Linked DNA regions of Homo sapiens: region 1 is linked to region 2. A link is a contact called in ENCODE Hi-C or POLR2A ChIA-PET data. All regions are on one chromosome and are shown on one strand. Each heading gives the region's core, a stretch centred on a gene start or an enhancer-like site at or near the end of the contact. The rest is flanking DNA. Distances are from core to core; before and after follow the strand shown.

Region 1 (4,106 bases), core at 936-3,435, 100 kb before region 2:
AGCCTGGGGGACAGAGTGAGACTCCATCCAAAAAAAAAAAAAAAAAAGCCAGGGAGGCCAGGCGCGGTGGCTCACGCCTGTAATCCCAGCACTTTGGGAGGCTGAGGCAGGTGGATCATGAGGTGAGGAGTTCAAGACCAACCTGACCAACATGGTGAAACCCCATCTCTTCTAAAAATACAAAAATTAGCCGGGCGTGGTGGTGTGCGCCTGTAATCCCGGCTACTCAGGAGGCTGAGGCAGGAGAATCTCTTGAAACTAGGAGGTGGAGGTTGCAGTGAGCTGAGATTGCGCCACTGCACTCTAGCCTAGGCGACAGAGTGAGACTCCGTCTCAAAACAAACGAACAAAAAAAAAGCCGGCGGCACAGGCTCACACCTATAATCCCAGCACTGTGTGAGGCCAAGGCAGTTGGACCACCTGAAGTCAGGAGTTCAAGACCAGCCATGCCAACATGGTGAAACCCCATCTCTACTAAAAATACAAAACAAAATCAGCCAGGTGTGGTGGCGCACGCCTGTAATCCCAGCTACTCCAGAGGCTGAGGCTCGAGAATCGCTTGAACCCAGGAGATGGAGGTTGCAATGAGTTGAGATCATGCCACTGCACTCCAGCCTGAGTAAGACTTTGTCTCAAGAAAAAAAAAAAAAAAAAGCTCTATATTAGTAATGAATACAACTGCAGTTTTTAATGGCCATAAACTTACAGGATTCTTAAATGCATAAATCACAGAAATATGCAGTAACTGCAGCTACATACACAGTCCTAAATAGAATATCAGGTTTAAGACTCAAAGTACAAAGACCATTAAAAACATTTATTTGCCAAATCCAGTGAGAAACTAGGAGCAACTTAACAGCTGTCTAAATAACCACAAAATATTAAAAAATACTTCTGGCTCAATGTAAATGACATCTGAAGAGAGATGCTGCCTCCTCCAACAGACGTCTCATTTGTTCGCCTAGAACCATTTATATTTCATTGAAGCCAGCTGGTGTCTCCGTTTGCAGGCATGCATCAATGTCTGGTGAACAATCTATGTTCCTGTAAACCCTTCCCCATTCACAAGCTGCAGTTTCCATTTTTAATGGCAAGTTTCCAGCAAGTACAATGAGTTCTTACAAAGGAACTTAACTCTTCACAGAATTCAATTCCTAAGGCAGATTAATGGTACCAAGCCATAAACAATGTGAATTAATGTGCCTAACAAACTCACAAATACATTAACATTCACAGAAGGGTATCTTCAGACCATTCATTCACTACATAATGAAAACAATGTGCTGGATTTGATTGACGGTCTCTTATAATGTTGCAATATTTTGGTTTTATTAAAATTCTTTCTTGGGAATGTCATGACAATCTTTTGGCTAAATGGTAGTATTATGAGATGTTTCAAAAACCAATAGTAAAGCATACTTTGGTTTTCAACTAACTTACCAGGGTAAGTATTGATGCAGCTACTAGAGGCATTCATTTCACCAACGATATTCAATGCTTCTGCTCCCCCTCCCCTTACTTCCACTGATCACTTTTCCTTTTCCATACCCAGGGGTATTATAAACCTCACTGCTGACACCCCACATGAGGGTAAGCAAACTTTTTCTGTAAACACCAGAGAGCAAATATGGAGTTTTCGGGGCAATATACTGTGTGTGACAACTATTAAACTCTGCCATCGTCACCTGCAATGAACAATACTTAAAAAAAAAAAAAAAAGAATGAGCACAGCTGTGTTCCAATAAAATTTTATTTATGGACACTGAAATTTGAATTTCACATAATTCTCACGTGTCACAAAATAATTCTTTTGATTCTTTTCCAACCATTTAAAAAATGTAAAGAACATTCTTAGCTCTCAGGCTACACAAAAATATGGCTATACTTTGTCAACCATCCCTAGACCCTGAACAGCATTTCTGAATTAGTAACACTTAGGTGTCCTAAAAAACAGGTTTGGGATAGCTGTGTGTTAAGGAGTCCCTAAAAAATTCATAATGCCAATTAGCATAATAAAGGCTCTAAGCCTTGCGGTTAAGAAAGCAAGCTTAACTTCCGTCAGCTCAGCTAGTCCTTCCTTTTTCCTAGTATTAAGTTGCAACAGTTTGAAAAATATTTAAATAAGAATAGTCAAGTCAAACTTCCTGGGATGACTAAAATGATAGCTAAGGTTTAAAACAGACATCCAAGTTCCTGAAACTAATAAAGCCACAACATGACTTCAGCTATGCCATCAGAAACTGAAAGTATCTAGAGGAGAACAATGATAAAATAAAGTGTATACATGCTCTGAAAAAAAGTCACTTTAGTACTCTAGTTCTACATTAATTTGTATTATATTTGAACTCACAGATGTGAAAGGAAAACAAAGAGTTCCCACAAGTTTGCCAATCTCAATTTGGTAAGCCACTGTCTACTTCCAAACCTAACTACTCATTTTAGTTAATGACAGATGGGTATTTACTCCCATAAAGTTTAAGAATAATCGGTGTTAAAATAGGAAGCTAAAAATCAGGTGCATGAGAAAATTATTTCCAAGTTTACTAACATGAAAACTGGGAAGCTCTTTGATACCTGCACAACACTGCAGCTCCCATTATGACATTACAAAAAACATACAGGACCATACCCCAAATTGGCCATATAAACACAAAGTCAAACTAAATTACATTTAGAATGTCATTCAAAACTACCGTTTAAAAAATGTAATTTTAGCAAGTCAAAATTTCAATTTCAACTTGTTTTCTCAAGTAAACTTTTTGCGATAATATTCAAATTAGTTTGGAAATAACTTTTAGCAGACTCAGAATCAATAAGGATGTGATTTTAGGTTTCAGGATATAATCAAACTTCCAAAGTAGATGTCAAAAAAAAAACACCTTGAAGAAAATAGCAGTATTTTGGAAAGTGAATGTGAATCTCAATCAGCTGGCTTAAACAATTCCAATAATTCCAGTCGTTTTACTACAACAGTCCAATTAATTTAAACTTGAGATAATGTGGAGCCAACTGTATTAACCAACGCTACAGATATGCCAATGAAAAGTCGTTTACAAAGGATCACAATTCTGAATAAGTGTGCTTTAAAGGGGAGGAACATGGTATAGTCCCCAATTGTTCACATACATGCCCAAGATTATTTTGACATTGAGATATAGTACTTTAATTCCCAAACCTAGCACTGTATTAATTCACTCCCTCGACTGAAATGTATTGCTGGTTAGCTCCTTAATGACCTTATTTTGAAATGGCTTTATTAGTTAAGTACAGAATCCATTTCAATTTCCAATGATACCATTTCACTAAAAGACAAATTCCAAAAATGTCAACCACCAGTAGCTCATTCTTGACATTGGCTGTTTCCTTTTTTTTTTCCCAAAGTAAAGCCTAACAATTAATCAACAAATGCCTTTTCAATCTAATTAAAACACAGTTTAGTAAGGTCATTAAATAAATTTATCTAAGAATTTCCGTAAAAACTCACTACAACTCTAAAACAGTATGTCCTTAAATTAGACCAAATATTTAATAGCAAAAATGGTAGCTTGCATATTCGAGGGTCACTCCATGGATTTAGAAAATATTTTTAAATGTGACAAAAAAAAAAAAACACTAAAGTCAGTTTCAAATGGAAGTCACCAAATACAGAGGTATATACTTCGGTTTTTTAAGCTACTGATAACGAGACATTTAAATCAAGCTATGGAAAGGCTTTGTCTAAAGGGTGATATTATTACTAAAGGCTCACACAGAAATCTTTGCATGCTACACACAAAGGAAACATTTACACTTCTAGTCCACAAAAGCCTATCCTAGGATTGTGCCAGGGGCACACAAGGATTTCAAAGTACAGAAAAAACTGGGCATACACATGCCCTACAAAGCAGCCAAAAGACATTCCCCAGTCTCTCTCAGGAAATGTTTCAAGATGAAAAGCAAAAGTCTGAAGTCCCTTGGAATCTTGGGTTGATTTCTTCATTATTCTCAAGGCTAGGTTGTTTTCCCCCAGCATACTTTGTTGGGCAAAAATAAAACATTTCCAAATAAAAGCAACTCCTCAGCCCCAATTTTCAATGCAATATGCTTATTAAAAGTTCAACATTTCT
Region 2 (4,153 bases), core at 1,250-3,749:
CCCCGATTTTACTTTTTCTTCCATTTAAAGATGTGTATGTATGTATGTATTTATTTATATTTATTATTATTTTTTTAAAGTGGAGATTCGCTTTTTGCCCAGGCTGGAGTGCAATGGCATGATCTCGACTCACTGCAACCTCCACCTCCTGGGTCCAAATGATTCTTCTCCCTCAGCCTCCTGAGTAGCTGGGTTTACAGGCACGCACCACCATGTCCGGCTAATTTTGTATTTTTGGTAGAGATGGGGTTTCACCATGTTGGCCAGGCTGGTCTCGAAGTCCTGACCTCAGGTGATCCACCCCCCTCAGCCTCCCAAAGTGCTGGGATTACAGTCATGAGCCACTGTGCCCGGCCTTGAATTTTTTATACAGTTAAAATGCATGTCCATTTTTGGGAAAAAATACATAAAATACAGACTATTGATGAAAAATATATCACCCATGATTTTTCCTTGCCCAGGGTCATGTTAACATTTTGTGAAATATCCTACAACACATTTAAATATGTATTTATGCTTTCTATAATTAAAAATGGACCACATGAGAAATGTTTTCAATAATATTTGGTGAAAATATTTGCATCTCCATATAGCTCTGCTGCAAGGTATTTGGTAAGATCCAAATATCTGGGTGTGCTACTAGAAACCATTTTTATAAATAATGTTGAAATGAACAGGTTTGTGTATAGATCTTGAAGTACCCAGCTGATAACTTCCTTGAGATCAAAAGGAAATTCGTGGATCAACCAGCGTGCATTTTTATAAGACATTTAATTCACATTGCCAACTTGCTGTATGAGCCCATTTATATAAATTTCAAAACACTCAAGGCTAAATTACAGTGTTTCTAGGTGAATAGTTAGGTTACAAAAGTAATGGAAATGATGTACCAATTCACCCTCCCACTAGAATTGTACAAGAATGCCTCTTTTCCTACATCTTTGCTAACATTGGGTATCATTAATTTTTTTTCACAGAAAGTCTTTTAGTTTCTTCTGAAGGAGTGAAGCCCTTGTCCTCCCTGATTTTAATGTAATTGTTTCTTTGCTTCTCTTTTATGCTTTTGCTGCCTAACTATTCACCCTAGAAACATTATAATTTAGTCTTGCATGTTTTTAAATTTATATAAATGAGATTATGTAGCATTTATTATTTTACTCCTGGCTTCTTTCATCCATTATTATGCCTGTTAAATACATCTATGTGGTCACATGGAGCTGTGTCATGTCCATTTTCATGGATATATATTATTCCATTGTTAGAACACCCAGCAATGTATTCATTCTATTGTTGCTGGACATTTTAGCTGTTTCTAGCTTTTGACTCCTATCAAGAATGCTGCTGAGAACCTTCTTATACAGGTTTCCTGTGCACAAGCTTTTTTTAAAAGGACAGCTGTGATTCCACTTTATGTCACTGGGAACTGGAGCCTTTTGGTAACAATGAGATGCAGGGATCTAACTGTGTATTCAGGATGCTGCTCTAGCCCATTTCCTGCTTGCCACGGGGTATGTGGATGGGGCTGGAGGTCATTCTTATTAAAATTCTTCCTAAAAATCAAGGCAGAAAGAAGCAAGAACTTTCTGGGCAAGATAAAGGGGACAACTTGAAAGGGTACTGAACTGGAGATCAAAGAGCCCTTCATGCTGCTGGCTTTTGATGTTAGCATTAACTGCACACACTGTGGTCATTAATTAACTTGTGTTCAGAGCTTGCTGCATTCCCCCACCTACTGTCTCCTAATCAGCAACCCTCCACTCAAGGCCAACATCATCATTATCAAGTTCTGGGACTTGATGTGAGGGTGCCTTTGGCTGCTGTGGGCACTCGGTGCTGCTGGAACAGCCCTGGGGAAGAGCTTTGAAGCACACTTACAGAGGCTGTAAAATCTGAGAAAGTTGGGACCAGAAGTCCTGCCTGCTGGATCATGACAGGCAGACTCCATGGCTTTTACAGGCTTGTTGGAGAAAGTGGAGTTTCGATGAAACATAAGTGGTGCTTGTTTTCATTCCATGTAGCTAGTAAGCAGGGCATGTTCAGGGAAGAATCCCGTTCTTCTACTCATACTCCCTTTTGTCTTCCTCGGCTCCATGCCTCTTGTTTTAGAAATTAATTTATCTATGTAGCTCTGAGGAATAGAAATTAATTTGTTTTAGAAATTAATTTATCTATGTAGCTCTGAGGAATAGATATACATATCCCTCTAATGAGCCTTTGACAGAGGTGCCAATACAGCCCTAAAGGCAACAAGGGAAAACAGAGGACTGAGAAGTGGGAAAAGGAAACATGGAGAAAATGGGTGTCTACAGGTAACACTAATCTATGGTGATAGAGGCGAGATGAGTGGCATCAAATGGGAAGGGACACAAGGGAACGTTTTGGGGGAGTCAGAATATTTTAAATCTTGATCTCGGTGGTGGTTATGCGCATAAATTCATCAAGTGCACACTTAGATCTTTGCACTTTACTAAATGTAAGTTATACATAAAAAATGAAGTCTGCCAGGGAGTTTCGCTTTCACTGGCCATCTGTGCTTTACCATCAACTTCCTCCTTTATACTACAGGTGTTATATATATTCCATATACACATGATTTAAACCCCTCAATTATGATGCTATAATTTTTACTTTCAACAGTGATACGTATTTTAGAGAAAAATAATAAATATTGTTTTTTATATTTACCCATCTAGTTACCATTTGTAAAGAATGTTTTGGGAAATCCAAATTTCCATCTGCTATCATTTCCTGTTAGCCTGAAAAACTTTCTTAAGCATTTCTTGTGGTGCAGACAGCAAACATTGTTAGTTTTCATTTATAAGAAAACGTCTTTATTCTGCCTTCAGTCTTGAAGGATATTTTTACTAGATATAGAATCCTAGCTCTAGGTTTTACCATTTTTCCTTTTGCACCTTAAAAATATTTTACTCTTGGCCGGACACAGTGGCTCACACCTGTAATTCTAGCACTTTGGGAGGCAGAGGCGGGCAGATCACCTGAGGTCAGGTGTTTGAGACCAGCCTGGCCAACACGGTGAAATCCTGTCTCTACTAAAAATACAAAATTAGCTGGGCGTGGTGGTGTGTGCCTGTAATCCCAGCTATTCAGGAGGCTGAGGCAGGAGAATCACTTGAACCTGGGAGGTGGAGGTTGCAGTGAGCCGAGATCAAGCCATTGCACCCCAGGCTGGGTGACAAGAGCGAAACTCTGTCTCAAAAAAAAAAAAATTTTTTTTTTACTCTCTTCTGGCTTCTTTTTTTTTTTTTTCCTAATGAGAAATCAGCTATCATCTGTATTGTTTTCCTGTATATAATGAGTGCTTTACTCTGATGCTTCCAAGATTTTTTTTTTTGTCTTTGGGTTTCAACAGTTTGGGTAAGATGTACATAGGTATAGTTTTCTTTGTATTTATCCTGCTTGGGGTTTACTGAATCTTTAAATGTATGTCCTTTAGCAAGTTTGGTAATCTTCCTCTCATTATTTCTTCAGAAATTTTTTGTGTCCCATTCCTTCTCTTTTCTCTTCCTCTGGGACTATAATTACGTGTATGTTATACATGTTATTCTTTGCTTTCTCACAAGTCCTGGAGGCTCTCCTCTTTTTCAATTTTTTTTCTGTTTTTATTTATATTTTTAATTTATTTCTGAGACAGAGTTTCATTCTTGTTGCCCAGGCTGGAGTCTAGTGGCACAATCTCGGCTGACTGCAACCTCCGCCTCCCGGGTTCAAGCGATTCTCCTGTCTCAGCCTCCAGAGTAGCTGGAATTACAGGCACTCACCACCATGCCCGGCTAATTTTGTATTTTTAGCAGAGACGGGGTTTCACCATGTTGGCCAGGCTGGTCTTGAACTCCTGACCACAGGTGATCTGCCCGCCTCGGCCTCCCAAAGTGTTGGGATTACAGGCATGAGCCACCACCCCCAGACTTTTCTGTTTTTAGATTGGGTAATTCTTTTGATCTATCTTCACATTTACTGACCCTTTCCTTTGTCATTTCCAATTCATTGTTAAGCCCATCAGTGAGTTTTTAAAATTGCAGATATTATATTTTGTAATTCTAGTATTTTCATTTGGTTCTTTTCTATTTCTCTGTTGTGATTTTCTTTCTGCTCATTTGTTATGAGTATATTTCCTTTATATATTTGAGCGTAA

Evidence for each region. A loop is a pair of places that touch in the nucleus more often than their neighbours do. ChIA-PET counts read pairs that join two places held with the same protein, here RNA polymerase II (POLR2A). Pooled maps may share reads with other maps.
Region 1: a loop to region 2 is called in a map of OCI-LY7, with 6 times the contacts of the local background. The contact joins two enhancer-like sites. A Hi-C loop is called at or near these places in 20 of 168 maps with a recorded cell type or tissue (B cell, Caco-2, Calu3 and 14 more), 37 of 37 single-sample maps with no recorded cell type and 27 of 50 pooled maps. POLR2A ChIA-PET finds 5 or more read pairs at or near these places in 20 of 52 experiments (AG04450, CD4-positive, alpha-beta memory T cell, GM10248 and 14 more).

The regions. Positions count from the first base shown.
Region 1 is chr6:87,696,671-87,700,776 of GRCh38, forward strand. All of the region lies in intron 1 of AKIRIN2 (akirin 2), which reads right to left. Among named protein-coding and RNA genes, the nearest start is that of AKIRIN2, 3.5 kb to the right of the region's middle. RefSeq lists an enhancer at 1,819-2,338. Within about 2 kb of position 2,186, at least 8 of the 41 ENCODE cell types and tissues checked have a DNase peak (open chromatin) inside an H3K27ac peak, as active enhancers do; they include B cell and OCI-LY7, where a contact is called at or near this core.
Region 2 is chr6:87,797,337-87,801,489 of GRCh38, forward strand. The region is part of intron 2 of LOC101928911 (a long non-coding RNA gene); the gene reads left to right. Among named protein-coding and RNA genes, the nearest start is that of AKIRIN2, 97 kb to the left of the region's middle. RefSeq lists enhancers at 1,388-1,889, 2,528-2,597. Within about 2 kb of position 2,500, at least 2 of the 41 ENCODE cell types and tissues checked have a DNase peak (open chromatin) inside an H3K27ac peak, as active enhancers do; they include B cell and OCI-LY7, where a contact is called at or near this core.